4 separate regions of the Mus musculus genome follow, and all the other regions are linked to region 4. The links are chromatin loops, found by intact Hi-C in ENCODE. Cell type or tissue: left cerebral cortex. All regions are shown on one strand.

Region 1 (8,000 bases), 92 kb before region 4:
ACCTAATTATATCCTTTACAAAAGTCTCCTTGCAGCTTTAAGGGGGAAGAGGAGCAAAGATGTAATAAACACATTTATTGATAGAATGAGATTTCGATAGCTTAACCCAATTCTTACATCTTCCCAGGCTTCAGCCAGCTCCACAAAGGGAATTAATCTCAAATCTTTCTGCTGGTATCCCCCAGAATAAAGTTTCCCTACTAATTCAAATGTTTTATTTGGGATTATCTTTCCCCCAAGATGATTGGCAGGAGATATGGTCAATCTCTACAAATAAAAACCCATCATTTACCCCCAAAATATAAAAAATGGGTGATGTAAAGCAGGCACAAGTGTTTACAGGATTCTTCCCAATATCAGAGTCATGCAGCCATGAGTAACACTTGGTAGCCATCAACGCCCAGCTCCCTGCACTGTACTTTCTTAGGGCGCCTGCAAAGTGACTTGAAGAGATGAAGGAAACATGTTTCCCCAATGTTTCTTGAACTTCTAACTCCTGGTCCCCCTTTATGCTTAGGACGAGAGTCCATCTCACATCCACATGAGTATGAGAAAGATGACCAGTATTTCTGACAACACGAAAACTTGGGTCTCCTCAGTGAGTCTCCAGGCAAATGTCATTGGATGCTTCAAATTCATAAATACCTTTAATTTCCATAATGGCAACAACACAAGAGTAAAACTTAGTCTTTAACACAGAAAATCACTAGACTTGTACCAAATTGCCTTTCTATCTAGAACTTCTCAGGAGCTAGGCAGGTAGCTGGGTGGATATAAAGAAGATGAATAAGTCACAGCAGGGTGAGGGCCTTAAAAAGCCAAGTCCTTAGATAGAATAATTATGCTGAGTTTGGGGCATCACTTTCCATTTTCTGAAAGCTCAGGGCACTAGTTGACAGCTGCCCTTTCATTGCAGAACAGAATCCAATTTGCAATTTTTTCTTTTAACCTTTCTCTAAAACATATGTAAAACAAGAATTATGTTTTCAGTAACATTCTGCATTGGCATAGGTTCTTTTAAAACTGCACAAATGCCCTGTAATGTATAATGTCATCAACAATAATCTTATTCCTGTAAAGCTAATAATAGTAGCCCAGAAAAGGAGAGTGGCTGATCCAAGCAAAACAATTCATCAACATCCAAAGATGCGCACATGGCCAACATCACGCTTAGTCTACTTGCTAGATGCTCAGTGAATAACTAAATTTCAGTGCAGGATTTTGTCTAGACATTGTTCTCATAAGCAAAGAATAAGCAGATCTTAGTTAACAGACTGGGAAAAAAATCTGTTAAAATTAAGTCATCTGAGAAAATTAAAATGAGTAAATATTCTAGTCATGGAGGTCAGAAAGTCATTGGTCACTCCTGGAAACATTTCAAATAACAGTTCACTGATTTTTTTTAATAAAATTGCATGTATAGTGCTTCATTAAATTTGAAAGGGTTGTATCTCAGCTGTTTGTGTAGCGATGTTTTCTGAAGCAAGCCTCCTCCCAGTTCATTTTGTCTTTGTGCTTCCCATGGCCTCCCCTCCAAAGATTATATTTTCACATGTCATGCTTCTAACAGGAGTAACTCAAGACTGACGATGTTCAGGTGTCCCAATATTTACACTCTCACATAAAACAGCACAAACCGTGGGGCAGTCAATGCTGTAGGTGTTCTTTTAGGAAGAAAGTAAGTCTACCTGGCACATGGTGAACTGAGGGCTATTTGCTTTATGTAACCACCAAGTTTTTCTTCATTGGGCTCTTGAGATAGATAAATGGTAGTTTCTATTCAACTAGGTCCTCACAGTCATAATTTCAGCCATTGTTTTTTTCTCTCTAGAAAGCATGCCATGATTAGCATTCATTTCATTGTTTCTAGGCTTAGATGCTTTTCTCTTACAGTCCCCAACTGTCACAGACCTTCGGTGCAAGAAAAGAAGGATATGCATATTTCAGGGCAATCACCCAGATCGGATCTTGTTTCTGTAAGGCCAAAGTGTGTCAAAGACCAGAATCTCCAGAAGCTGATCAGAGATGGACAAGATATATCTATAAATACACTCCCGTGTCCTTCTCTTAACTGGACCGGACCAAACAAAGTCAAAACATCTGCTCTTCCTAAGAGAATAAATGATACAGTCTTTTAAAGGGAAATCAAAGGCTCATAATTTTCTCCCTTGGACTATACCATTTGTTGCTGCTATTTTTGTCTCTTGTGAATGGGAAGTCACCAGCTCCCTCCACACCAGATCATCCAAAGGCAAGGATGTACATAGCAAAAAAACAGATGTTTGAAAATTCCAAAGCAAGATAAAAACTCCAGCTGTTATGCATTAGGAACCTATACCTTGTGGCAGGGACTGTCCTAGTGTCAGGTGTTGAATTAATATCCTTCCCTACAATCTACTATTATGTGTAATCTATTCAGTCAACAGACAGTGAAAGCCAGGTAGATGGATTAAGAAAATTTCCCAAAAGGAAATAACCTATTTAAAATTAAAAAAAAAAAGCCTGTTTTAAAAGTCATTTTCTGGAACTAAAGATGTAGTCCTGAGGTACAGTACTTAGCTAGCAAGGCCCAAGGCCCTGGATTTAATTTCCAGTAAAGCACACACACACATGGGAGTGGGGCGGGGAGAGAGAGAGAGAGAGAGAGAGAGAGAGAGAGAGAGAGAGACTTCTTTAATCATTTATGTCATAGGTATTCAATACAAGCCTGCTATGACCTAGGACCTAGAAAGAGAAGCAGGAGCTCAGATTCAGAGGAAAAAGACAGTAAACAAATGTAAGTGTGTATGTCTGTGTGTCTCACACTACATAGGGATGGACTACATGTATGATGATCCAAGGAGATTATAATGGATCTGAAAGACTTCTACTATATACCAATTTATATTTTTGTTTAAATATGTTAAGAGAGACAGCATGTAGATGTGTTACAGCTAACTGCAGAACATAGTCACATGATATTTGGGTTGGTTGGATAGCTTTGGTGTAAGCAATCTGTACCACCAAGGCTTGTGGAAGCAGGCTATGATGCTCACACAATGACACACTCTCTTAATGACTGGGCTCTTAGACTTCATTCCTGTCTTTAAGCAATGCACAATGGTGCACGTGTATGCACATATGTATAGCTAGATACACAGGTGTACAGTCAGGAGGTGAGATTCATCACAAAGAACAATACAATTAATATTTAGAAGAGCAACAGAAGAAAAGGAAAGAGGGATTTTTGAATGGGGTGCCCTGGAAAGACATCCCCTGAAAGATGACATTTAAGCAAGACTAGAACCAAATAAGTCAAAAGCCATTTGGGTTCCAGGAGAAACAGGCACAGAAGCAAAGTAGTGACTTGGCATGTTAGGGCCACAGCACATAGCCTAGCTTGCAGCAGAGTGGATGCAATAGGCAGGAGATGGATATAGGAAGAACTCAGGGTCCTTATCTAAGGGGATGAGAAGCAGGTGAGCAAGGGAAGGTGCTCGAGGCTACGGTCCCGATTCATTCCATCCATGGGGCAGACAGACCCCCTCCCTGGCTTGCCTCCTGCCAACTTCATTAAAACCTGCTACATAGGCTGCCCTCACCTGTTTCCCTGACCTCAGCCTCCAACTTCTGTTTCTTCTAAGGTCTTTTACCCTTCAGCTGCTGGGCATGGAATCAAGCATGTAGTCTCTCTCCTCTAAAACAAGGAGGACAACCCAATGAGCAGATGCATGACAACATTAGCCCTAGGCTTGGTCTCTCCAGTCACTTCTCCACCCCTGTTTCTCCCTCCTCTTTTAAGTAAGTTCTCCACCTGTTTCTCTCGCCTCTTTTAACCTTACTGAATTTCTGTGGCTCACACTTCTAGCCAGTATGTATAAAGGGGCCCGTGTACATTTTGTTCACAGACATGCAAGACATTTGCCAAAGGTACCAGTAATTGGAATTGTTCACAGTCTAGATAGAAAACAAAAAATAACTAATATGTTAAAATATGAATATATATTATATTTAATATATAAGTAAAATATAATATGAATTTATATGTGGAGTCTTCACAAAAGTGTCACAGAGAGGTCAAAATCTGTCTGGTGAAAAGCTTTATAGACGACAGAGGCTTAAGTTGGACTTGGAATGTTTCTGTGTAGGTGCACCAGGAAGTTCCGGTAGTAGTTTCCAAAGAGAAGAGAAACAAGCGTAAGAAAGATGCGTGGGAAGCTATAGAACAGAGTTGTAGGTGTTTGTGTTTCTGATTTTTCTCTTCTCTAAGTAGATGGATGGAAAAACACAGTGGGAGATGATTGACAGCTTGAAGAGGCGCTCAAGTAATTTAACAGAGAGATATCCCTACCCAGCAATATCACTCTCCCTGAGCAAAGTACAGAAACTCATCAGTAGGAAAGACAAATGGAGCTGGAAGCACGTTTAACTCCACTGCTTCATCACCTCATCTGGGGCTGTGTTTGTGGATGTCACTCTGTCCACCAAACAAACAGAGGAAATTCCAAAGATGCTCATATTTCCTCTTTCTCCCCTCTCCCTCCTTCACTGGGGACAAAAAAAAATATTTGATTTCTCTCTGCACCTGTTCCTGCATTGTTTTTGTATGCCACCTGTTCCTATAGCATCCCAGTAGACACACATAATCCCTGACTCATAAGACTAAAATGCGAACTATGCCAGGAACCGGACTATAGACAGAGTCACCGCCAGGATATGTAGGCTGAGCTGCAAGCAAGGCCCAGGTTTCTTTTGTGATCCTAACGCCTACATCCTCTCAGCCTGAAATGGACTATTGTGCTTTTCTGGGCTCTGTGACTCACCAGTCTTTGCACATCACACAGACAGGAGTTTGTTAGGGATTTTTAGGTGTTGAAAGTCTGGAAAGCTCAGGCAGTGCAGAATTGCTAAATCTGTACAGTTGACTAAAGAGAAGAGCTAAGGCCTCTGAGACATTTTCCCAAGATTTAACTCTTGACAACTCCATGTCAATTTTAGCCACATTTTCTGCTAGTAAATAATGGCTGGACCAGCTACAACTTTAGAGCCCTCACTGTAATCAGTTCTAGGGGAGGGATTATGATTGACAGGTAATTAAGAAAGCTGACAGGAAATAGCATTTGGCCTTTTTGAAAGAAAACCACAGTTTGTAAAACATAATCTAATTTACCAAAACCCCAGATGGCAAAGCTGTGCATATTGTCACCAAGGCCAGGAGTCTTGTATTAAATTAATCCCTCTTCATATTATAGTTATGGAAACTTTAACTTCCATATGAGAGGAAAGGATGAAAATATTACAAACTTTGAATTAGGAACTCAACATTTTCTGGGCCACTGCTAAATATAAGATGCAAAAACATTGATTGATTGGGATGCAGACTTTCCTGGCTAGAGCGGAGATAAGATTGAGCAGCTCTGAAATGCCCTTCCCTTGTTTAAACGAGCAAGACTGAGTGTTAGGAGGTAGTTCCCCGAGTTCAGCCATCTCAGGAACGAGTTCACCTTGCTGGCTGGATCAAAACTGAGTTTACATTCCCAGGGCCCGGAAACCAACTCCTATCCTGCTTCTTCCAATGTTTCCTGTTTGTCTGTTAACTAATAACAGATGTAAGGAGGAAAGATGCTGTTATCCCGTTATCTAACCTAAAACACACAAGTCATAAATGTGTTGCCATCTTGTAATTGACTAAGAGCTGCTTGACCACTTCTTTGTTCCCTTATCACTTTAAATGCCAGGTCCCTTATGGAGGAGCTAGAGAAATTACCCAAGGAGCTAAAGGGATCTGCAACCCTATAGGTGGAACAACAATATGAACTAACCAGTACCCGGGAGCTCTTGTCTTTAGCTGCATATGTATCAAAAGATGGCCTAGTCGGTCATCACTGCAAAGAGAGGCCCATTGGACTTGCAAACTTTATATGCCCCAGTACAGGGGAACGCCAGGGCCAAAAAGGGGCAGTGGGTGGGTAGGGGATTGGGGGGGCTGGGCTTGGGGGACCTTTGGGATAGCATTGAAAATGTAAACGAGGAAAATACCTAATTAAAAAAAAATGCCAGGTCAGAGTCCAGGGGGGAAGCGGACTACAAAAGCTGACTCAAGTACCCTGAAAGTTAACCTCAGGTAGACCAATGTTAACTTCCCTTGTGTCAAAATATGATTGGTCAATGCAACATCCCACCTAATCTCCCTTGCTTTGTGTTCCCATCCTATAAAAATGTTGTACAATCTCTCTTCAGAGATTCCGTTCAGATCCCGAAGTAGCCACCTCCTGGTGCAAGCAAAAAATAAAGCTTTCAGTTCTTCTGGTGAGTTTTCTTGGCTTCGATCCCAAACCCAGCATATGAAAGGAGGATATATGCCGTTATCCCTAAAATTTTAAGGATATTCATTATGTCAGAGACTGAAGAAAGAAGTTAATATACATCAAGATTTCAAAACAAGGCATGAGGAGCTAAGGAGAAAACTGTGGTCAAAAGCTCTGTGATGCGCATACATGGCGCACGCCTTTAATCCCAGCACTTGGGAGGCAGAGACAGGCAGATTTCTGAGTTCAAGGCCAGACTGGTCTACAAATTTAGTTCCAGGACAGCCAGGGCTATACAGAGAAACCCTGTCTGGAAAAACCAAAAAATAAAAAATAAAAAAAAAAGAATTCAACCAGGTTTAGGAATTTACTTTCAATGTCAAGTAAGAGGGGAAGAAATAAACAGTTGATCTGCAATGCCCTTTGGTAATTATTGTATGATATAATACTGTTGTATATATTGTATGGTATAATACTGTTGTATATATTGTATGGTATATGCTGTTGTATATATTGTATGATATATACTGTTGTAGAAGAAGAAAAGAATCTCCCCATCTTATTTATTTGCTATGGTTTGGATATGGTTAAAATATCCTCCAAGGTTTCCTGTGGTAGAACTCCTTGACATAAAGAAGATATACAGAACAACTCATTTACTTTCTCTTTGTTCCAAGAATTTTTATGCCAAACTGGGTAAGCGAACATGGTACCTCTAAGCTAAGACAAATTAGACATTGTAACAAAGAGAATAATTACACACTTACAAAAGACTGAAAAAAATCAACTCATCTTCCTTTGGATTTCTTTGTGGGAAAGACAGATGTCATCAGAATTAGGGAAGCTGGCTTCCAAGTACTTATTTCCGTATTACATTTTAGGACCAGAAATGACATTGTCCTCTTTATGTCCTGATGATAGAAACCATCTGTCCATCACCTTTTGTGTCATTTCTTGAAAGAAAGAAAGAAAGAAAGAAAGAAAGAAAGAAAGAAAGAAAGAAAGAAAGAAAGAAAGGAAGGAAGGAAGGAAGGAAGGAAGGAAGGAAGAAAGAAAGAAAGAAAGAAAGAAAGAAAGAAAGAAAGAAAGAAAGAAAGAAAGAAAGAAAGAAAGAAAGAAAGAGGGAGGGAGGGAGGGAGGGAGGGAGGGAGGGAGGGAGGGAGGGAGGAAGGAAGGAAGGAAGGAAGGAGTAGGGGAGTAAACACTAGGTCTGTTAGCACAGTCGTGTGCAGAACCTGAAGAGCCTGCTCCAGCACCCCCACAGTACCCCACAGACAAGCAGGGAAAATCTAAGACATAAGATCAAAAGTGCACCCTGTCTACCTTCTCTGCCACATGAAAGGTTCCAGCTGCATTCCATTCCTGCACCTCTGGGGGCTAAGACCTGACTCCTTTTATAAGTGGTCTAATGTGAGATTTCCTTGTCCTAGAAAGTGATACCAAAAGTACACGTGACTGAGCCATTAAAGCTCACTTCTTTGAATACAAAAATGCCTCCTCGTTTCAGATCACCAGGAAAGATGATATTTTAAACCACCACCAGCGACTACCCTACATATCAGCTAACATACACATCAGTGGATAAGGAAATCTACTGTAAACCATGAACTGTGTGCAAAGAGCCAAGTGCAGAGGACTAAAGGAAGTATCTTGCAGGAGAGCAGAGGACGGTGGCAAGACATAACACAAAGCACAGGGACTTACTCCACACAG
Region 2 (8,000 bases), 81 kb before region 4:
TTCCTGCCATCTACCTGATGTCTATTCCTCTTGGGTTTATTTGCTTCTTTTTGTTCTAGAGTATTCAGGTGTTCTGTTAAACTGCTAGTGTATGCTCTCTCCAGTTTCTTTTTGGAGGCACTTGGAGCTATGAGTTTTCCTCTTAGCACCACTTTCATTGTGTCCTATAAGTTTAGGTATGTTGTATCTTCTTTTTCATTAAATTCTAAAGAGTCTTTAATTTCTTTATTTCTTCCTTGACCAAGTTATCATTGAGTAGAGTGTTGTTCAGCTTCCATGTGTATGTGGGCTTTCTGTTGCTTTTGTTGCTATTGAAGACCAGCCTTAATCCATAGTGATCTTATAGGAGGCATGGGATGATTTCAATCTTCTTATATCTGTTGAGGCCTAATTTGTGACCGATTATATGGTCAGTTTTGGAGAAGGTACCATGAGGCACTGAGAAGGAGATATATTCTTTGGATTTGGATTAAATGTTTTATAGATATCTTTTAAATCTATTTTTCAAAACTTCTGTTAGTTTCACTGTATCTCTGTTTAGTTTGTGTTTCCATGATCTGTTCATTTATGAGAGTGGTGTTGAGGTGTTGGGGTGTTGAGGTCCCCCAAAATTACTGTGTGAGGTACAATGTGTGCTTTGAGCTTTAGTAAAGTTTCTTCTATGAATGTGGGTGCCCTTGCATTAAAATCATAGATGTTCAGAATTGAGAGTTCTTCTTGGTAGATTTTCCTTTGATAAATATGAAGTGTCCATCCTTATCCTTTTTGATGACTTTTGGTTGAAAATTGATTTTATCTGATATTAGAATGACTACTCCCACTTGTTTCTTGGGACCATTTGCTTAGAAATTTATTTTCCAGCCCTTTACTCTGATGTAGTGTTTGTCTTGGACACTGAGGTGCATTTCCTCTATGCATCAAACTGCTGGGTCCTGATTACATATCCAGTATGTTAGCCTATGTTTTTTATTTGGGAATCTAGTCCATTGATATTAAGAGATATTAAGGAATAGTGATTGTTGCTCCCTGTTATTATTTATGTTATTTTTATGTTTGTGTGGTTATCTTCTTTTGGGTCTGTTGAAAGAAGATTACTTTTTTGCTTTTTCTAGGGTGTAGTTTACCTTCTTGTGTTGGTGTTTTTCATCTATTGTCCTCTGTAAGGCTGGATTTATAGAAAGATATTGTGCAAATTTGGTTTTGTCATGGAATATCTTGGTTTCTCTATCTATGGTAATTGAAAGTTTTGCTGGGTATCATAGTTTGGGTTGGCATTTTTGTTCTCTTAAGGTCTGTATAACATCTGCAAAGGAGCTTCTAGCTTTCATAGTCTTTGGTGAGAAGTCTGGTGTAATTTTGATAGGTTTGCCTTTATATGTTATTTGACCTTTTTTCCTTACTGATTTTAATATTCTTTGTTTAGTGTGTTCAGTTTTTGATTATTATGTGATAGGAGGAATTTCTTTTCTGGTCCAATCTATTTGGAGTTCTGTAAGCTTCTTGTATGTTCATGGGTATCTCTTTCTTTAGGTTGGGGAAGTTTTCTTTTAGAATTTTGTTGAAAATATTTACTGGCCCTTTAAGTTGGGAATCTTCACTCTCTTCTATACCTATTATCCTTATGTTTGGTCTTCTTATTGTGTCCTGGATTTTCTGGATGTTTTGGGTTAGGAGCTTTTTGCTTTTTGCGTTTTCTTTGACTGTTGTGTCAATGTTTTCTATGGTATCTTCTGCACCTGAGATTCTCTCTTCTATTCCTTGAATTCTGTTGGTGATGCTAGGTTTTCTATCTCCAGTGTTATCCCCCTTTATGATGTTTTTATTGTTTCTTTTCACATTTTTAGATGTTGGATGGTTTTGTTCAATTCCTTCACGTGTTTGGTTGCGTTTTCCTATAATTCATTAAGGGAGTTTTGTGTTTTCTCTTTAAGGGCTTCTACCTGTATTTATTTTTGTTTGTTTGTTTGTTTGTTTGTTTTGTTTTGTTTTGTTTTTCAAGACAGGGTTTCTTTGTAGCCCTGGCAGTCCTGGAACTCACTTTGTAGACCAGGCTGGCCTCAAACTCAGAAATCCGCCTGCCTCTGCCTCCCAAGTGCTAGGATTAAAAGTGTGTGCCAACAAGCCTGGCCTCTTGTATTTCTTTAAGGGAATCATTTATGTCTTTCTTAAAGGCCTCTATCATCATGAGATGTGATTTTAAATCAGAGTATTGCTTTTATGGTGTGTTGGGATAACCAGGGTTCACTGTGGTGGGAGAACTGGGTTCTGATTATGCCAATTAGCCTTGGTTTCTGTTTCTTTTGTTCTTGCCCTTGCCTCTAGCCATCTGGTTATCTCTGGTGTTAGCTGGTTTTGTTGTCTCTGACTGTGGCTCCTGGGAGATCAGTTCTCTCCTGGCAGTATTTGTATATGTAGCTCTGTGTCACCAGAAGACTCCTGTCCCAGACAGTCCCTCAGTTCTTGTGTCCTGAGGGTTCTGGGTGGTTTCTTCTGAGCAGCAGTGGTGATGCTACCTGTACACATAGGCCTATCCACACTCCTGGGAGGCTCACTTCCTCCCAGCGCTATTTGGGTATGGAGCCCTGTTAAGGATATTGTTAATATACCATTTCTTAGAGTTTGTCAGACCTCCTCTTCTTATACTGTTTTTATTTCCCTCTTCCTTCCCTAATTAATTCCCTCAAGGTTTTTCTAATTTCCCAATCAAATTCTTTTACCCTGGTATTTCTCCATTGCTTATGACCCCAACAAAGCCTCCTTTTTGCTTTCATGCTTTCTGCAATTACTTCAAAACATGTACTCATATCTGAAGATTTGGAGCTAGGAACCTCAGAAGAAACAGAATGATGTTTGACTTTATGGGCCTAAGTTATCTCACTTAATATGATGTTTTCTAGTTTCAACCATTTACCTACAAAATTCATGACCTCATTTTTCTTTACAGGTGAATAAATTTCATAGTGTTTATGCCCCACATTTTCAAAGTAAATTTACCACATGACCAAGATTTGTATCACCCATTGATTGGCCCGTCTTTGGAGAAAATATGCTATGTAAACATAAGTTCTTACAATCTGTATATTTTACATATAAAATCTTAATATGCAATCTTTTAGAGAGACATTTAGTCTAGTCATCATCAGTTTAGGATAAGTGATGGTAAAACATCAAACTAGTCTCAGTTCCTTTCTAATCATTATTTTTTCCTAAGTAGATGGCTGTAAAAATAGCTGCTCATTAAATGTAGGATATGCTCACCAACTATTAACAAGGTGTCCGGACAATCCTACTCTGATGGACAGCCAACTTTCATCCTGTGTAATCTTTCATCTGTGCTATACAAGATTTTTACCAAAGGATTTCTATGATAAGAAACTGACCTCTGTTGTCCCCATAGTCTACCCTGTCCTCTGGTTATTTTTCCCTCAAAAGTGTAATGAATACAAACATTTCTGCTCCCCTGACAGTTCTTCCACCAAGTAGCACTTTACCAAACTTGCTTTCTCACCCCTATTGCTCTTATGATTAAAGGAACAGAGGCTTTTACCTCATAGAAAACTGGGTTAGAACCCCCCCCCCCTCCCTGTCTAAGAGTTAGAGCTGTTGCTTCAGGCTCAGAAGATTGATCCTTTGTGTCCTCATCTAAGGAAGGAGCTGTTAGACAGTGAGCTGAGAACAATGCAGAGGTGGATTGCATGCCCATACAAAGGAAAACAGTCCATGCACTTTAGTCCCCTTGGATTCCTCTGCAGCAGCCAAACACTTCCTTGCTGCTGCCTTATGGCATTCTCCCCTTCTGACTTCTCCATTACAGATAACCTGCACTGCATTCTAAGTACTTCAAGGAAAAAATACACAATGACTTGCGGTTATTTTGAGCTCTGCTTTGTGTCTTTTCTTGTAATAAATGAGCAACTCATGGCTTTTGTTCTTCCTAACACAGTAGTCATATCACTAGTCCTTTCTATCCTTTTCATAAGCTTGTTTTTCTCATATATATTTCCCAAAAATACTGCAGGAAGTGAGAACTGGACTGTAGGCTTAGAGTTTCAAAACCTTTTAATAAGGGTTCTTAAATGCTTTAACATCCCTTCTAGCCTACCAGAGGTAATGGAAATGAAAAGTTAATAAAGCAAAAGAGGATGTGGACCTGTTTAGAAATATTTCGATGGAGCAAATCTAATCTTCATTGTCAGGATATCAGCAATTCAGTTCACATCAATCAGCAGCAACAGCTTAATCCACTTGCAAACACTAGGCACAAATCAGCAATAGCAGGTTGATCCAGAAGAAACCACAAGGCTCTGTCAAACAGCCTGAGTCCTTGCAGAACTGGCAGAAAACTGCCAGACCACCAGAAGATTTTTGGTGCGTTTCTCTTTATGAAGTCACAACAAATGATAACAAACAAAGAATGGTAAGGTGTACCAATACCACCCAGTGTTGTCAGCAAAGCAATGATGACCAGTAAAGAATAACGAGGTATACCAATACCATCCAGCATTGTCCATCGTCTGTTGAGTTGTATTTATATCTTTTCCAAACATCACATGTTCTCTCAAGAATCTGCTTTAGCAAAACATCACATGCCTCTTTCTTCCAGGATGCCTCCAGAAAAAAAATCATGTGTCTACTTTTAGAAGAACATCTCCCCCCCCCCCCCATGTTTACTTCAGGAAAAATCATCTTCTCATAAGACAGTTTCCAGAAAAACAACATATGACACAACTCCAAAGTCTCCAAAGAAACCAGAAATTAACACTTCACTGGACCACGGAGATTCACAGCCCTAAAGAGAATTTAGGTCCAGCCAGCTAAGCATCTCTTACAAAGATCTACTTTTAGATGTGTAGGCAGAGATGAGAGAACCAGAAAAGCATGGTGAGGCACCTAGAAACTAACAACAGAAGACACCCATATATCCATGAGCTAGACGACAAGATGCTTTGGTGACCTGTAATATAAATATATAAATAAAAAAAATAAATAGGGAAAAAAAGAAGACAGGATGCTGGGTAAAAGTGGGAGTGGTGGCTGTGAAGATCCATCTACTGCCAAAGACCCAGAACCAAATCAGTAGATGTTACAGGGGATCAAATTGCCTCAACTTATTCTCCTCTGATATGTTGATCTTCTGCTGATGTTAGTTATTCAGTGAATCTATTCAGAGACTCTAGTGATATAATTCTTACGTAGGAGAGTATGGAGCCAAGAAAGACAGGAATAGAACAGATCTTGGGTGGGAACAAATAAAAAATTACCAATACAAAGCAACCTTTATTCTGTGTGTCAAAGAGTCTCCTACTGTGTCATGTGGCCTCCCAGTACAAAATAGAAGGTAGCATTTCCAAAAGACTGGTCAAAGCAAACAGGCATTGTATTAGAACAAGTCAATGCCATGAGCCACCTAATCTGCTACACAGGGGAGGTTCTTTTTTTTTGTACACTCCCTAGCAAAAAAGCATAACCTAGACATGTCAGACAAACCAAGACTGAGGTACAGTCTACAGAGGATCCTTCAAGACAGTCAAGGTCATGAGAGAAAGAATGAAACTACAGCATGTCCACATTAAAAGGGAGGAAAAGGAGGCCTGAAAACTAAGTTCATCCATGGCTTGGAATAAAGTGACAAAAAGTGATTATACAAATGAAAGATTTTAATAGAATCTATAGATCAGAAAACTGCAGTACTCTCACCTTGAGCATCGAGTCATGAGAAGAGAAGATGCCAAGCATCTTTTTCATGGTGAAAGGTATCATCTACTGGGAAATATTTTGCAACAAAGGCTCAGTGTGCACACTTTACATTTGGCTGGTTAAAAAATTATATTGTGGGTAGAGAGATAGTTCAAAGCTTAAGAGCACTGGCTGCTGTTCCAGAGACCCTGGGGTTCAATTTCCAGTATAGAATTATGTTTGGGAGAGGCAGGGCCACACAAAGATTGAGTACACTGCTGATAGGAAGTGCTAGTCTGGAGAGAACAGCTAGTCCTCCCCAGTCTCACTGGAGTCCCATCAAACACATGCTTCTTAGATGGTTCTAGGCACCCAGTGACTCCTGTCATTGTGGAGAGAATTCTCATCCTCTCGTGACAATCTGTCATGCTTTTATATTTAAAGGTCCAGTCTCCGTGTTTCCACCATAGAAGCTGCATCACATTCTCATTAGAAATCAAATGATCACTTTGAAACCGAAAGAAATTAGGTGGAGGAAAAGGTCTGCATTGGAGGGCTTAGCATGAAACTGGGATTTTCTGCCTCCTGTGTGAGGAAGTGAGTGAATGATGAGCATAATATTTATGCCAGCCTTGCAATTGGATTATTCTCCGCCTCCAAAACAGAGCTGCTAATATCACACTGGTTCTCTGGGGGAAGAGCGGTTGTTTATTTCCCCACTACTCATTCTATGCCCGAAGCAGATGTTTGAAAGACTATGATTGCACATACTGAACACACATGGCTTTCTGGACATCAGAAAACAAAACAAAACAACTGCGATTGCTTTCAGTGCCAGGAAGATACAAGTAAGGCTACAATCACTGTGAGGAAAGCTGGGTATGAATCTAGCTCTAGGAAACTTCTGCAGGGACTAAGAGCGAGAACAGTCCATTTGTCGAGTAGTCATTGTTTCTTGTTCAGGGTAGAGATGGAGAAGCATCCACGTTTTTCAGCATTCTATCTACTTTAATCTAAATAGCATTTCCACAGGACTCTCAGAAAAAAAATAATAAAGCAATTCTATGATGTCATCACACCAGCTTGAGGGAGAAAGCCTGATATTGTTTTATTAAGCAAGTATCATTTTATTACATTAAGAGACCTAGAGCCTTCTCATTAGCTTAACAGCTATTCTTCATGGCATAAGAATTTCAATTTATCTTCTATTTAACAGATATTAAGTGCCTACTGTGTGACAGGCACTATGAAAAGCTAGAGTAAATAAAACTGCTTCACAGTTCACAATTTCCTTTTCCCAGAAAAATCAAAGGTCATGTAAATATGATATGGCATGTGTAAATTTTTATCAATATAGAACTTAATTTTTACTACATTTTAATTTTATTTATTTTGAGAGGTTGCACGTGTATCACAGGGATTATATAGAGGTCAGAGACAACTTGTGGAAATCATTTCTCTCATTCCACCATGTGGGTCCCTGGAATCTAGCTCAGTGTTCAGACTTGGTATCTGCACAGTTCCTGACCAGGTGTTCCATTAGCCCCCAAGGTAGAACTTCTTCTAATAACAATACTTAAGGGAGAAATACTTCAGGGTATTTACTAAGCAGGAAGCTCAGTTGTTACTGAGAACAGAAGGGAGGGCACATTCATGAGTAGGCTAAAGAGCTGAAGTTTTTCAAGTTCTCTGAAATAGTTGGATCATACAATAATTTGTTTTGCTAAAGTCTATCATTTTGTTAAGCCATAGTTGGATATCAGAACCACAATTTTGAATATTACATCTGGTTTGGTAATGCAAGCTGAACAACAGAAAATCAAGAAGAAATAACTGGTTGTTCTATTGACTACCACAATTGTCTGATAGCATCTTTGAGTTTATTGATAAAGAAAAATATATTGAAAGACTCCAATCTTGGTCACAGAAGATTCCGGCTACATTTGTGACAATAGCCTGACATTGTCAGAATAAGTTCACAGGTTCCTAAGGTGAGTACCTTAAAAAGCAGCATTGATTTGGATTAGTGGATAGATATCACTGTTTTTGCTGAAAGAAAGAAAGAAAGAAAGAAAGAAAGAAAGAAAGAAAGAAAGAAAGAAAGAAAGAAAGGAAGGAAGGAAGGAAGGAAGGAAGAAAGGAAGAAAGCAAGCCTTACAATTGTATAGCATTCTTATGTACTTGAGAAGACCTACAATAATATAATGTAATCATTGTAGTCATTGTAGAACCTTCTTTTTAAAAACAACGTGATAAATATTCATGCTAAAATGTTATGAACTAGCTGACCTCCAAGATGGTGCCTGATGCTTCCTGGTATCAAG
Region 3 (8,000 bases), 250 kb before region 4:
CCTCTCAGGAGACAGCTATAAAAGTCTCCTTTCAGCAAACACTTCTTAGCATCCACAATAGTGTCTGAGTTTGGTGTCTGTCTATGGAATGGATACCCAGGTGGAGCAATCAATCTCTGGGTGGCCTTTCCTTCAGTCTCTGCTCTATAATTTTTCCCTGTATTTCCTTTAGACAGAAGCCATTATGGATTAAAATTTTGGAGATGAGTGGGTGGTCCCATCCCCCAACCAGGGTCCTTGACTAACCTCTGGGTATGGTCTCTACAGGTAGTCCCTCCCCTTTGTTGTGCATTTCAGCTAATCTCATCCCTGTTGGGTCCTGGGAGTCTCTTGCTTTCCTGGCATCTGGGACTTGTTAGTGATTACTCCCAATTCCCCATCCCCCATTGCTACACACCTCCTCTATTCAAATTCCTGACTTTTCTGTACATCATCCCCATCTCCTCCCATACCTGATCCCGAGGAAGAGAGAATAAAAGAAGCTCTTAACATGGACAGATTTATCATACAGGCAGACAGGAAACAGGAAGTTTATCATAGAACTACAAACACACATATAGACAGGCCTAGACTGAATTTGCCAACATCAAGACACTCTAGATTAGTAGTCCTGAAGGTCAAGGGGAATTTTCCCACCAACACACCAAAATGTAGTATAAGGAAGTGTTTGTGAACCCTGAAGGACCAATCAGGAGCCGATCCAGTGCAATCACACCAGGGTCTTTATTCATAAGCTCAAGCTCGGATTTAATTCACCTCTGACCCATAGGACTGTTCTGGTGGGAAAAAGCCCCAAACACTCATTGGGACAAGGTTTTATAGGAAATGACAAGCATGGGGTGAGTGTTTCTAGCCTAGCAAGCATCTACTTGGGGGGCTACTGTGGCCTTTAGCACAATTGGCTGGTGCTGGGAGCCAAACCATAAACTTAACTTCTGCTTTCCTCCTTACGGGTGGTTGTTAGGCAGGGGTGGGCTTGTAACTTGGAGGTGCAGATTTGCTGTAGAATAACCTGGAAACTGGTGCTAGATGCTGGATTTGCTGAGGGAGAACAGCATGGAAACTGAATCTAGGCTCAGGTTTTGTTGGGGGATGAGTTGAAAACTGAAGCCAGGTACCAGCCTGTTAGTTTACTTGATTTTAAACTTAGGTCAGGTTTTCTAAGATAGAGTCTGAACCCCAAAAGTGTGGTCTCTCAAAAGCACTTAAAAAAAAAAACAGAAAGAAAAGTTGACTACAGTGGGTTTACATAAAACAGAGAGAAGAGAACTGTTCACAGTAATATTCAAAGAAAAACATCTGATGGTGTCCACGAACCAGGTTGTATTTCTGAGTCACGGGTACCAACATCTTTTAGTCTCTGTATCATTTTACTCATTAATTGAATTGAACTCACAGTCCTTTTATGACAAACACAAACCCAAGGTTATTATAAGCATTCCTTCCTAAGTACTTCATGCCCTACCTGCCCTGACCTGAGGTTGATGCTGGAGTTCCAAGGATGTAGGTCTCAGAAGGAGGCAGCACAGATTGCAGTGCTGGAGTGCCAGCTTCCACTCCCAGCACAAGTGTCCCAACAAGTATCAAATTGTGTGCGCCCTGTCTAATGCCTCCAAATCTAAACACTGATCATGCTGTAGTTAAACGTCACCCTGACAACTTGGGAATCTTTGCCAATGACTGAAACAAGTGTTTATGGGATGCTTTCCAGGAAACTAGGATTTGATCAACACTGCTTTTAAAATGATGAACATTCATCCTGAACACCTAATTCAATTCACACATGGGCACTGTTTGTTCTGTGTAGCCAGAGACCCAGCCAGCAGCTCTATTACTCAAGTCTCTTAGGGATACGGGCAAATAAGGGAAACCTCAGGCCCTTGAAGCTGAGACGAGCAAGAGTGGAAAACAAAACAAAACAAAAATCTGCAAAAATCCAGTCATGATATGATATAGCACCTAAAATGTTACCTCATTGGGGGAATTAGCGTAGAAGAGAATTGTCTTTCTTAAGGGGGTTCTTTTTCCTGATCATGGATTCTGGCACCTCTCACAGAAGCTAAGTAGAGTAAATTCATGTCCTTGAACTAATGGCCGCTCTTGCTCTTGCTCTTGCTCTTGCTCTTGCTCTTGCTCTTGCTCTTGCTCTTGCTCTTGCTCTTGCTCTTGCTCTTGCTCTTGCTCTTGCTCATGCAACTGTCTTCATCATTCACCTTTCTTTCTAACAAATACATAGTTAGGCTTAATGAACAAAGACTAGGGAGCACACTAACAAACCTAAAGGAGCTCTAAACATACTGATGACTCTAGGAGGCATCTCTATCATGATCCTAGTGATATACAGGGTCAAGAAACTTCAAATTCTATCTACCTGACTTTCAAGTCAGGGAGGGGAGTAAACATGGATTTATCACTGTAGATAAAAGAGGAGGCCATTGTCATATCTTGATCAGTCTTTTAATTACTGGTGATAGTGGTGCCATATCTGACCCTGAGATACCAATAACAAAGTTAACAGTTTTCATGTATATATTGAAATCTAATTTAAACTTCAAGACAACTAGAAAATGTTAGCCCTGTTACAACAGAATCGTTAACCCTGCTACAGACAAGGAAATAGGAGATTGTTTAAAGCAGACTTGCAAGCTCACATGTAAGCAGTTCCTGTCATCACAGTGTAAAATTGTGTCACTTTATGAAGATCTGAGGAAGTCCTTAGTGAGGGGTAGTCCTGGGGCTGCTGCTGCCAGCCAGGGGAGTAAGGTGGCAGTCCTGGCAGAGCACAAAGCTGCATTCCCAATACATTAGAAAAATTGTAGTTACAAAAGGACTTCAGAGATGCATACATTTTAACAATGCTTAGAGACCCCTCGCCCACAGTCATAGTCATTTCACAATCATTCAAAAGGAATGAGCCTGAGCCACAGTTGGCCCGTCTTCCCAAGACTCAGACACATGTATTCATGGCTTGCTATTAACAGCCAACTGGAAAGAATACACATAAAACCTTGTAGGGTGAGGGCTTTGGGGACATCTATGTTTCGGTCATTTACACCAACCTAGGAAACCCCAAAGCCTAGGTACATGTTTCAAGTTGTAATGCATCCCCTTGTACACTGAGTAAACTGTGCAATTGTTTTCTATGTAAAGTAACAAACCTTTTGCCAGCAGGTGGCAGTCTTGCAGAAAAGATCAGTGGGAATTTGGGAAATCTGATATTAAGAAAATTTCAAGTTTTAGAAAGAACTATGCATCCAATATGATTAAATCGTACTATAAGCCTGAAATTTTATGAACAATGCCAACTAGACATGTCCATTCAATTAACTTCAAAAATACAAGTCACTGTATACAAGCATTATTTGATTCCATCAACAGGGTGTCCTGCTGCATACTAGATGAAGATACAAGGTTGAAACAATTCTAAGGAATGGTAGAAAACAGAATCAGTTTAAATATTGATTTTTTTTTTACAACTGACACACTTAATATAATCTGTCTTCTTATGTGAGACTGGCAGAATATTGCGTAGTCTTGAAGTGGTGTTTTTATGTTTTTTAAGACTATTTTTTATTCTAGAGAAGCGTGTGTGTGTGTGTGTGTGTGTGTGTGTGTGTGTATGTGTGTGTGTGTGCTTCTTAGGAAGGCCAACATACACTTAACACTTCAAGGTCCATCAGCATATTGTTCAAAGTTAAAATGGCAAATTCTACTTGGCAGTCATAGCAAATGAGTATTTACTCTCAAAATATTTGCTGGGTCTCTTACAGGAAGCTAATTTTTCTTCAAGGAAACCACACTTTCAGAAGGTGAACTGTGTCCCCCACATTCCTATAAAAGAAAATCCCAATTCCCACTCTTGGAATCTGATCTTACATGGAATCAAGATTGCAGCACGAGTTAGGATTACATCATACTCTGATGTTTGGTGCTCTGTTAGACAGGATATGCTGCCTTTGTCCCCAGATGCACTGACTGTAAATGCGCCAAGTGCCCCCAGTGCCTCTGTCTTCACAAATGCACTGAAATCTGACGTAGGTGTTCACACATCAATTAGAAGAGCAGCTTGAAGGAAAAAAAAAAAAAGTATTTTATGAGGAAGTTGTAGAAAGTCAAAGATTCTGGGCAAATCTTCTTTGGCAATTTAATATTAAGTGTGACTGATGGTAAAGATCAGTGAAAACTTAGGCAGTGGGCTCTGAGGAGGATTCCATCTGAATTTTTGGCCTCAGGGATGCTCACAGGGCATTACTGCAGGAACAGCACAGCTATAAATCATGGGCTTACTGGTAGCATCGCTGCACTTTGGGCTGTCCTATTGGCTCTTCTTTTCTTTCTTCCTTTCTTTCTTTCTTTTTTTTTTTTAAATTGGTTATTTTATTTATTTACTTTTCAAATGTAATCCCACTTCCCAGTTTCCCCTCCTTAAACCCACTTCCCCCTCCTTGCCCCTCCTTCCCCCTCCATGTGTACTCTTTGGTTGGTGGTTTAGTCTCTGGGAGCTCTGGGAGGGTCAGGGTCTGGTTGGTTGATATTGTTCTTCCTGTGGGGTTGCAAACTCCTTCAGCTCCTTCAGGCCTTCCCCTAACTCTTCCATTGGGCTCCCCATGCTCAATCTGATGGTTGGCTGCAAGCATCTGCATCTGTATTGGTCAGGTTCTGGCAGAGCCTCCCAGGAGGCATCCATATCAGGCTCCTGTCAGTAAGCACTTCTTGGCATCAGCAATAGTGTCTGGGTTTGGTGTCTGTATATGGGATGGATCTCCAGGTGGGGCAGTCTCTGGATGGCCTTTCTTTCGGTCTCTGCTCCACTCTTTGTCCCTGCATTTCCTTTTGACAGGAACAATTCTGGGTTAATAGTTTTGAGATGGGTAGGTGGCCCCTTTTCTTTAGTCCATTTTATCCTTCTTGGTCAAAGAGTGCATCACCTGGCACTGTACCCTTTGTGCAACAGAGCTAAACTTTCAGTTCTGAATGCCAACCCAAAAAGGTGTTCCAGAATGATCCTAATCTTGGTCCTTGAACTTGGAACTTTCCTTCTTCAGTGTGAAGACTTCGCTGATTCTGGAAATTAAATGAAGAAACAACAACAAGGTGTACCTTCTCCGTGCTCATTTGCTTTACTTATTTAATTAGCATCTCCACTTTCATGAGATGATTGGGGTGCCAGGCAGTAAAATCCTGCCCACCATGTTAATTGTGAAATGTGTACTCTGAAAGGGACAGATCATCGTCTTTTATAGCACTATAAAATCTATTCAGATACTACATGGCAATGTGTGCTTTATCCATGTTGCTAGCAGGCTGGGCTTTCAAAACCAAACTATTGCCTGGCCAGCCATATTACCCTTTCCATGGAGCAAATAATCAAAGAAAAATTGTCCAGCTTAATAACCCTGATCATATGACAGAAGTACAAAGATCCATGATGTCCACAGAATCCAAGCAGTTCATTATTCAGTCTGCATTCAGTAGTATGGTAAGTGCAAAGTGTCCATGTGACCTCAGAATAACCAATCTGAGACTAAGACCTCTGCAGAATGAGCAGGAATGCATCCTTTTGCTGAGTTAAACCTTCATAGTCATTATTGGAAGCTAAATTCAATTCTGCTTTCTTGGCATCTAAGGAATCAAGTTTTCTCACAATGAATTTCTCACGAGCCTTGGCATCTGGATTCTTTACCAGCATTAACGAGGAGGTCCTGGTACTTAAGCTAGTAAAGATATTATCAAAAGAAAGGCTTGGGCAAGTACCATGCAGCTCTAACTATAGAGTGAAAACACTGCACTTTTGTACAAAGATGTGTGTGTGTGTACCCACCTGTGCATGTGTTCAAGATGCACATGCATGTGTGAGTGCCTATAGCAGCCAGACATGATGATAACTGTCTTCTTGAATGAGTTTTCATTGATTCATCTACGCTAACTGACCACCTATCTCCACAAACACCCCAGTTTTAGGTTTATAGATAGCCTTCTCCAACCTAGTGCTAGACTTGTGTGCTGCTAGGCCCAGACTTTACCCAAGTATAGGGAGTCTGTACTGGGATCCTCATACTTTCAGGTCAGACACTTTATAGACTATGGCGTCTCTCCAGTCCCCAAAACACTATCAATGATAAACCTCAAGACACATAATCGACTTTAAACTGACCCTCAGGATTTGCATGGTTTTGCTTATAATGGCGAAACAGTGAACTAGTGGGGTCTACCCTATAAAATCTCTCCTTTGAAAACCTTAGAATGGTGGAGCAGATTCTTCCTAAGGCCTGGAGTTAAAAATGAAACTGGATTTTAAACATAAATGATGTGTGCGGCACATCATGTGCACCTTATGATCTGAGGAAAATAACCACCAGAGCAAGAGTTCCAGCAGCAAGGCTTTGGCGTGGTTTTCTTCGACGCTGGAACTCGGGACTTTTGTCCACGATAGGCAAGCACTCTACCACCGAGCTACAGTTTCAGTCCACCAAAATCTCGACGAGCAAGCTCACTTCCACATGGCAGGAAGATCTAGGACAGCTCTGAAACAATCAAATTCAATTAGAAAAGATCTTTCCTTTCATATCACAGGGAGCTGTCTAAGGGTTAATAGACTCTCTTGATTTAGCACCTGAGCCTTCTCTACATAAGATATGTCTTACGATGCTTACTCCCCTAAGACAGAAACCTTTAAAAGGATAAAAGCTTGTTATTGAGACACAAAGGAGTAAATTCTATGGAAGGGGGAACACTATGCTGTCACTTCTCAGCTTCCATTCTCCTGGGAATTTGATAGACAGCTTCAAAGCAGCAAACAACCGAGTGGGGCTGGTGAAGAAGCTCATTTCATAGGATGCTGGCACAAAGGCTGAGGTCAATCATCAGCCCTAGGCCCCCCACCCCAAAGGAACAGGGTGGTACCTGCTTATAATCCCAATACTCAGGAGGTAGAGGCAGGAAGATCAGAAGTTCAAGTTGACCTTTGTCTACTTAGCGAGTTGGAGGACAACTTGAGCTATATCCCTGTCTCAAAATAATAAAAAAAAAAAATCAAAATCAAAATTAAACCAGATATGAGCGCTTCCCTGACTGGACAGTTCTTTCACTCCTGCCGTTCGGGGCATTTTGTGCATAAGAATTAGAATATGAAGCAAGGTGTGGGAATATACACCTCTAACTTTCTTTGGAGCTGAGGAAAAATAATGGAGTTTGTCTTAGTTAGGGTTTCTATTCCTGCACAAACATCATGACCAAGAAGCAAGTTGGGGAGGAAAGGGTTTATTCAGCTTACACTTCCACATTGCTGTTGATCACCAAAGGAAATCAGGACTGGAACTCAAGCAGGTCAGGAAGCAGGAGCTGATGTAGAGGCCATGGAGGGATGTTCTTTACTGGCTTGCTTCCCCTGGCTTGCTCAGCCTGCTCTCTTATAGAACTCAAGACTACCATCCCAGAGATGGTCCCACCCACAAGGGGCCCTTCCCCCTTGATCACTAATTAAGAAAATGCCCCATAGCTGGATCTCATGGAAGCACTTCCCCGACTGAAACTCCTTTCTCTGTGATAACTACAGCTTGTGTCAAGTTGACACACAAAACCAGCCAGTACAGAGTTCATGACCAGCTTGTGCTAGCAAGACATTGTAACCAACCTGTGATACAAGACATTGTCTCAAAACAAAAACAACAAACAGAAACTAGTGTGGGACAATGGGCTGCGCACAGACAGCCTGGTCTTCAGTCAAGCATAGGCCTTGAACCCTCCCCCACGCCCCCAGCCTTGGTGGGTGGAGATTTTCACCTGCATGGGACTGCAGGACTTTGGCCACGCCCCTGGCACTTAGCTGAAGCCTCCCACAGCCCCCCTGCAGAGAGGTATAAGGCATCAATCACAAAGTAGCAGCACTAAGCCCTCTCACATGCAAATAAAGTTTCCCCAAACGCTCAGTCCAAACCAATTAGAAATACCTGCTTTCAAACCCTGAATCATCCCCAAGACTGTATATAGGTCTTTTTTGG
Region 4 (8,000 bases):
AGGACAAAGTATCATCTCTTCACACCTCTATACTCTTTGAAAATAGATAGATGAAAGAAAATGTTCTTAGGACATACAAACCACTATTCTCTCCAAACTTAAGTAAGAAGAGCAGCAATATAAGCAATATCAATAGCTAACATTTGCAGAAAATGTATTCAATTACTGCTGTGGTTGAAGCTGTGTGTCTCTCCAACATTCATTCGCATGCTAAAGGCTAACTCCCAACATGACAGCATAGGTTAAGTGCTCCATAATCATAGCCCCTCCCCCAGTGCTCCCAGATGATATTTTGAGTGTCAGCATCACATTACAAGTGGAAGATTCCACATCTGGTCTTATATGAGCATGTACAGCCTGAATGCAGGGGTGCTGAAAGTACTGTACAAAATGTTGTGTGTATAGATACACGGACCATAATGTTTCACATATCCCGGCCATAATGCTTAACATATATACATGAATTTCATCTCAAGATAGGGGTCCCTTTCCAGATATTTCATAACATACATGCAAAAAATCCAAAATACGGAAAGAGAGTCCAAAAATATCAACTCCTCTGGCCCTAAACACTTCTGTTACAGTTTCTCAGCCTGTAATAAGAGGACTTTCAGGAAGTGATTACATCGTGAGCCCTGTGCTCTTAGGAAAGAGGTCACCGCTCTTACAAAAGAAGCTGAAGGGAGCATCCTGCTCTTCTTTGCCATTTCAGCCATAAGAAGATGTCACCGGAAGGTGCCACCCATGGGTGCCAGACCCTCGACAACCAAATGAGCAGGTGCCACATTCCAGAACTGAAAAATAAATAAATAAATAAATTTGTGTTGTTTATAAATCATCGTAGTCTGGGTAAATTGTTGTAGGGCCTGAGTTGTCTAAGACATTCTCTTAGAACTTGGGTGCATTCATTCATGTACTATAATTCTGTCAATGGGCTTAAGATATGGGTGGATCCCATGCTGAGAAACTGAGAAACTAAACCCAGAGAAGCATGCAGGGCTTCCCAGTGATTTGGTTCTTAATTGCTGAGTTCCAGGTGATGGTTGATAAGGAAACGGGGATGGAGGGTGGTCACATTTAGCAAACACAAGTCCAGCTCACCCTGTTCTACTTGAATACCAGATCCGAAATGAGTACTGCTTAATACAATATTGCCACGAGATAGTGGGAACACACTTAAACTGAAAAAGCACGCGTATTGTTCACCTGAAATTTAAACATAGCTAAATTCCCTGTATTCAAACTGGCTCCAGCTTGGAGACAAGCCCTATGAGGGATAGCCATTGGGAGCAGAGTTGAAAAAATACCACAGAAAAACAAAAACCAGAAAATGCAACTGAGGTTCAAAAAGCTCATTAGACGGCATACCTCCAACTGACATAGCACATAAAGGTCCAGGACAGTAGGATGGCAAGACCTGAACTTTCAACCTTTCGACGGGACATAAACCTTACTCAAGCCACAGCCAGTAGGACAAACACAGGGATCTTAGGGCACTACGCTTCCCAACCATTCTTTTTTAAATGTTTTCTTTTCTGAGCCCACTCATTAGGAAACCTTAACTGGAAGGCCTGAGGAGACAAAAGAAAGGATGAGACTGAAAGATCCTGGCAGAATGTAAAAGGACACAGAAGCCCTGAAATTGGCAAGATAGATGTCAGTGTTAGCAGAACTAGCTTCACTGATTTAGAAAAATAGAGGTGCACAATGCTCTGGCCACTCCTTGAACCTGTGTGTCTGCCAATGTTCTGGCCAGGTGTGTGCCCATTGCTGCACCTTCATTAGACTCTTTCCTTGTACCCCTCCCATACCCATTTCTTGAGAATAGACATTGTTTAGATCTGGAAATCCCCTAATCTCCCCCTTCTCCTTTCCCCCCTGAGGGCCTATAAAAACTGGGAACTCTTTCCCCTCGAGGTCGACTCCTCTACCCCTGCATGGGATATGAGTCGTCCCCAGAGCTCTGGCTTTCCCGAATAAAGCCTCATGTGGTTTGCAACAAGCTCGGTCTGTCGTGAGTTCTTGGGTGTCCGCTATTGTCCTGAGGCCTGAGCGAGGGGCTCCTCTCGGAGTCTTTCAAGACCTGAGTCTTTGATTTTTATGTTTAGAATTGACTTTAAAAAACAACAACAACCAAATCCTCCAATAAGAAATATCAATGTTTCCTAAGGCTAGGAGGAGGGCTGAGGGGAGGGGGATGGAGAAGATACAGGAGAGAGGGAGGGAGAAAATACAGGAGAGCTCCAGCAATCACCTAAATGGCTGTGGAGCCTCTGATTCCCTTATAACCTTCAGCCCCAGCCAGGAAAACAATATTTAACATTCTCTCATAAAACATATTTGAACACTTGTTTAAAACACACTCAGGTTCCAGGACTATTTAATTAAATTATTTTGGAAGTAATCTCTTAGGACATTTTGGTGGTTTCTCTTTATAACATTAGATATTGTCTGAGGGTTTTTTGTTTTTGTTTTTTGGTTTTTTGGTTGGTTTTTTTTTTTTTTTTTGTCTTATTTTTATGATTCAGATATAAGTCTGTCTGTATTCCTATAAAGCTTGACATCACACAAGTGAGTCAGCAGAAACCGTCCTCTTTCCCACACCTCCTATTTACCGACAGTCACCCTAAACACGGGCACCCATTCCATGAAGCACTTTATGAGACAGAGAGAATTTTTTTTTCCAAAATAGTATTTTTATTGATTCTCTGGGAACTTCACCTCCTAGTCCCCGCTTACACTCGCTTCCCAGTCCTTCATGTCCATCAGCCCCTTTGCCCTTGCGACTTCCTCCCACCAAGGTGGCAATAACAAGAAAAGAAACAAGTCCAATTTGGTTTGTCCACATACCTACTAGAGCGTGGTTCAGCTCCCAGTCGCCTGCCGCTAGAGAAAACTGAGTGCTCTCCACCTGCACCCTGGGTCTGAGGCCATCATCTGTGGAGAGGCGCACTTCAGCATCCTTATCACCGGCTGTAAGAGTTCTCTTTGATGGCTTCCATTTCTGGCTATTTGTGTGTTGGGAGCCGGGTTGGGGGTGTCAGGGCTCTCACAGAAGCCCGAAGCCTTCCATGTCCCTGCCTGTCTCTCATTTGTGTATCTGCAGTCGTCCTCCTTGACAGCACTACCCCAATAGTGTCTGGAGCTCCAGATCACGGGCCTGAGAGGAAGGGAACCTTTTTTTTTTTTTTTTTTTTCTTATTTTTCCTAAAGACTTATTTATTTATTTTATGTATATGAGTACACTGTACCTGTCTTCAGACACACCAGAAGAAGGCATCAGATCCCATCCACCATGTGGTTGCTGGGAATTGAACTCGGGACCTCTGGACGAGCAGTCAGTACTCTTAACCACTGAGCCATCTCTCCAGCCCGAGGCAGAGAATCTTATCTTAGCCAAATCCTGATGTTCAAAATAAGGATAGCTGTACAGATTTGGCACCTTACCGGACGAGAAGGATTCTATCCCTGTCGCTGGATAATTTGATTCAGCCGGATCTGCCAACTGAGAATTCTGTCTAAGCGCCTCAGAGGAGAGATGTTCAAATCCTGGCCCCGTCTCTTAATAGCTTTTAATCTTGTACAAGTCACTTAACCTTTCCGCTTGCTCATCTTTGAAATGAAAACAGTACCATCTGTCTCCCAACATTGTGAGGAATTAATGACTTCGTCCACGTAAAGTGCTTTAAGCACAGGGTCTAGCCTACATAAACAGCTATTACTCTAGTGGCTACTGCTGCTCACTGAATCTACAGTGTGTTCTCTCTGTAGCCCTTACGTAGAAAAACATATTTCTAGCCTTGAGTCACATCCCTTCAGACAATTTAACTACATCTTACGTACCAGGAAGGCTGGCAGATACAGCCACTGTACAGTTGACTCATGGTATATAAATTTGTATATAATTACATCTTGATGTTCTTAAAAAAACAGTCCTCTAGCCATAATTAATAAATCTCTTTTTTAAATCTAAAAATTGCATATATTTAAATATTTAAAATCACATAACTGCTAGAAGTATTTTTAAGCTATTTCTTCATGAGTCTGTATAATTAGAAAATAAGTAAATAGAAATAGGTTAATTTTGGAAGAATTATCATCTATTTTTCACCTATATGAATTGCTTATATTTTTTTCCACACAAAACTAGACTTAAAATTAGATTTTAAGACAAAAAACAATTCTCTACTTTTAATAGTGCCATTTAAAATGCAAATTTTGTTGCAGATGAGAAAAAATGAAATTTTCACAGCATAAAAATAAATGGAATTCCAGAGTCACTATCATATAAATAGGTGTCCATCTGGCCAACCCTAAGATTGCCAATTTTCTTCCTTCAATTGTTCCCCCAAGTTGAACAAGAGTTTAAACAGCGCCCTCTTGTGGTCGACAAGGTCACTGGCAACCTGGAGTCTAGTCAAGTTCATCTGTCATTTTGTAATTGACTACATGTTCAGTTTTTGCATTATATATTTTATATTTGCTGGCATAATGGGGAAGGAAGACCAGAGGGCACTTAAGTGGATGCTGTTCCTTGAGTGTACAGATGTATCCAGCTTTGAGGTTTCACAGGATCACTCTGTCCCAGAAGGCTGTGCTGCTTCTACTTTGGGGACCATGTTTGTCTACAAGGCCAGAAGGAGCCTTGCTCAGAGCAACTTATTGAGTGAATGGTCACCTACATTTCATTACTTCAACTCCATTATGAGAAATCTCCACATCCAATCTACCTATCTTCAGCTGAAAAGCTTCAGATCCAAAAAAATACAGAACGGGGCCAGGTGAGGTGCTGCACACCTTCGATCCCAGCACAAAGGAGGAAGAGGCTGACAGATCTCTGTGGGTTCGAGGCCAGCCTGGTCTACAGTGCAAGTTCCAGGACATCCCAGGGATGTACAGAGAGAGCCTATGTAAAAGGAAAAAAAAAAAAAAACCTAAGAAAGCAACCTGAATGAAAATCCTCTTTCGTCTAGATTTAACCCACATTTCCTGGTAAATTGTACCACACTCCTTGAAACTCTGCTTTTTTTACTTGGTTCCAGAAATATCTTTGGAGCAGTGATCAGGTGCCAGACCCTGAGCCGGACACAGAGCATACACCAGCAATAAGAACAGCTACTTCTCTGTGAAATCAACGATAGGAAAACCATCCTGAGCTGAATGCTGAACAGTCAGTCATGATGGCACTGGCTGTGGTGGTCACGGTAAATGAACAGGACAGGCAGATTTTGTGTAGAGGGCTACATTATGGACGGGACCTGAGAAAGAATTTACCAGATTAAGGCAGGGTGGGGAAATACTTCAAGTAAGAAAAACAAAATATACAAGAGTTGGGACTCTGTGCAGTAGGAAGGGTGGCAGACTGCAGATGTAAGCCAGGTCAGCATGGGCCAGGGGACACAGGGGGCAAAAGTACTGTGAAACAAGCTGAGCTTTATGGTAGAACCCAAGGTCCATGGATAGAGAGAACCAACGTGGGTCACATGAGTGCCTATACACATACACACAGAGAGAAGGAGAGAGAGAGAAAGAGAGAGACAGAGAGACTGAGAGAGACAGAGAGAGGAGACAGAGAAAGACAGAGTGAGACAGAGAGACAGAGAAGCCAAGTCATGCTGATCTCTGAGGAGCACAGGTGGGCTTTGAGTGTTGTCTTAAAGGCAGTGGGAACTCATGAAATGAATGCTAACATGATAGAGTATTCTTTTGTTTATATATAAAAAAATTCACATTGCATGTGAAGAGAGGACTGAACGGAAGCAGGCACAGCAGTGTGGATACACATCAAAAGGCTACAGTCGTATTCTAGCAAGAACCACTGTTGGCTAGAACCTGGGTGGGTGGGGAGTGAATAAGGAGATGGCCAGAGGTAGCAGAACTCTAGATCTATTTGAAGATGATGCTGGTGAGATTTGATGGTGACATTTTTTAAAGTGGTGAAGGAAAGGAGGTTGTAAAATGCCTGAACAAAACACAGGAGCACTCTCCAATTACATGCATCTCACAGATGATGCTGGATTTGTAGAAACCAGAAAAAGAAAAAAAAAAAAAGCCAACTCCAAAAGTATGCATCCCTGTCACTTCCTTTATGCTGACCTCCCTTCTCTGTAGCTCCTGGGACCCGGTAAGGGGGCTTATTTTATAGCAGTAGCTTTCCAAAGTTAGGCCAAGAAGAATCTTCTGGAAAAACTGAAAGCCCATTATTGGAGGAGCAAAAGGCAGATATCCAGTGCAGAATTCTATCCTCAGCATTGTGTCTATTCCAGGCTCTGAGCTGAACATAAATAGAGCACACATTTCCAACAATATATTCAACAGATTAAGGGAAGTAAAAAACAGAAGTCACACATTTTTAGGTAAAAAGGAAGGAGTGTGAATATACATTGGGATATCTTAGGAGCTACACAAACCATGAGAAATGTTACTTTGAATGCCCTGCTTGTTTCATGCCCATATCTCAATCACTAGCATGAAATAAAAATAGATGTTTTTTTTCTGGCCTCAAAGCAGAAAGAATCATCAAGCCTGTAGAACAAATGCCAGCCTTTTGAATTGTCTGAGAGCTAAAATTAGTCTGAATGAGGAACCTCACTCTGTCAGCTGAGGGAGACAACCGAATGTGGGAGGCCAGCTGAGGACACGGCTGGAGAGTTTTGCATAGACGCGTCTGAGAGATGGAAAAAAACCTAATTTCCATTTACAGGAGAAACAAATATGAGGAGGAGAAGGAGTGAAGTGTCCTTTGGTGGCTCAGTAGTTCATTCCAGAGCAGATGACAGGACAGTGTTTCACAAAACCATTTCATCTCTTTGGAGACATCCACAGGTCTTTACCACCTCAAGGTCACAAGGAGGAAAAAAAAATCCCTTTTATTTGGGAAAAGAAATAAATGTTCTTCTATCTGCTTCAGAGGTGGTAGGGAGTTTACTGTGTTCAGCTTTAGTCCATTTGTCTCTCTCTTTTTCCTTTTGGTTTCTAGGGAGGAAACAGATGCAAGAATGCAAATCCAGGGCTGGGGAGATAGTTCAGTGGGTGACAAGAGGCCCTACCATCTCAGCAATGGGAGGTAGAAACAAGCAGAGCCCTCAAGCTCACTGGGAAACCAGTCTATCTGAGTCAGTGAGTTCCCGGGTCAACAAGAGACCCTGATTCAAAATAAGATCAAGAGAGATTTAGGAAGGCACCCTCCCTAGGGTTTCCATTGCCGTGAAGAGACACCATGACCAGGGTGACTCTTATAAAGAAAAACATTTCATTTGGGGCTGGCTTACAGTTTCATAGGTTTAGTCCATTCTCATCATTGGTAGGAAGCACGGCAGCATGCGGGCAATGTGGTGCTAGAAAAGGAGCTGAGAGCTCTACATCTTGATCCACAGGTAGCAGGGGAAACACTATGTACCACTGAGCTTAAACATCTGAGATCTCAGAGCCTGTCTCCACAGTGACATGCTTCCTCTAAGGAGGCCACACCTACTCCAAGAAGACCACACCTCCTAATAGTGCCACCCACTATAGGCCAAGCATTCACAAACATGAATCTATGGGGGCCATACCTATTCTAACTGCTACAGCAGCAGTGGACCTGGACCTCCATATAAACATGCACAATGTAAATGCAAGCACAAGCATACAGTTTTAAATGTAAAGACTTCATTAGAGCCCCACCTTTTCCTTTGCACTGTTCCTCCTCTGAGTGTGACTGCTGAGTATGCACCAATGACTTTCCTGCCTGCTGACAGCCATTTCAGAGCCTACTTCCCAGGGAACACATTGGGATCGTGTCTATTTTCCAAGAGAGAGGAAGGAAGATTCTTAGCTTAGATGCCCAGTTATCTTTGGGTCTTTCTTTTCCATGAGTACGTGAAAGGGTAGAAACAAGAGGATCCACTTACAAAACATTCAAAACCAACCTTGTATGGCTATAAACCATTGGCAACTTTCAGCCTGTACATTAATCTCTGTAAAAATAAGGACTCGTGACTGCTGTGATCTTGTGTAGG

The links. Hi-C counts contacts between places; a loop is a spot of excess contacts. Peaks named below come from ENCODE experiments on the same cell type or tissue, not always from the same donor. Only the 100,000 strongest peaks of a DNase experiment are listed, where the experiment ranks them.
Region 1: it touches region 4 in a loop (11-fold over the local background); 5 of 42 quality-filtered maps call a loop at or near these places.
Region 2: it touches region 4 in a loop (2.5-fold over the local background); 5 of 42 quality-filtered maps call a loop at or near these places.
Region 3: a loop joins it to region 4, with 10 times the contacts of the local background. A loop is called at or near these places in 34 of 42 quality-filtered maps.

The regions. Positions count from the first base shown.
Region 1 is chr8:60,768,901-60,776,900 of GRCm38, forward strand. No RefSeq gene overlaps it. Among named protein-coding and RNA genes, the nearest start is that of Gm45650, 54 kb to the left of the region's middle. In left cerebral cortex, a CTCF peak has its summit at 4,721; DNase peaks (open chromatin) are centred at 4,242 and 4,754.
Region 2 is chr8:60,780,418-60,788,417 of GRCm38, forward strand. No RefSeq gene overlaps it. Among named protein-coding and RNA genes, the nearest start is that of Gm45650, 65 kb to the left of the region's middle. In left cerebral cortex, no CTCF peak of the experiment used is centred here; a DNase peak (open chromatin) is centred at 4,849.
Region 3 is chr8:60,613,971-60,621,970 of GRCm38, forward strand. Gm34730 (a long non-coding RNA gene) reads right to left here. Exons shown (of 3, transcript XR_379010.3): 2 at 6,332-6,524; 3 at 2,444-5,064. Among named protein-coding and RNA genes, the nearest start is that of Gm34730, 14 kb to the right of the region's middle. In left cerebral cortex, CTCF peaks have their summits at 3,158 (motif pointing right) and 3,357; a DNase peak (open chromatin) is centred at 3,169.
Region 4 is chr8:60,861,338-60,869,337 of GRCm38, forward strand. No RefSeq gene overlaps it. Among named protein-coding and RNA genes, the nearest start is that of Hpf1, 25 kb to the right of the region's middle. In left cerebral cortex, a CTCF peak has its summit at 4,391 (motif pointing left); DNase peaks (open chromatin) are centred at 3,545, 3,787, 4,349, 5,835 and 1 more place; H3K27ac peaks cover 1,696 bases.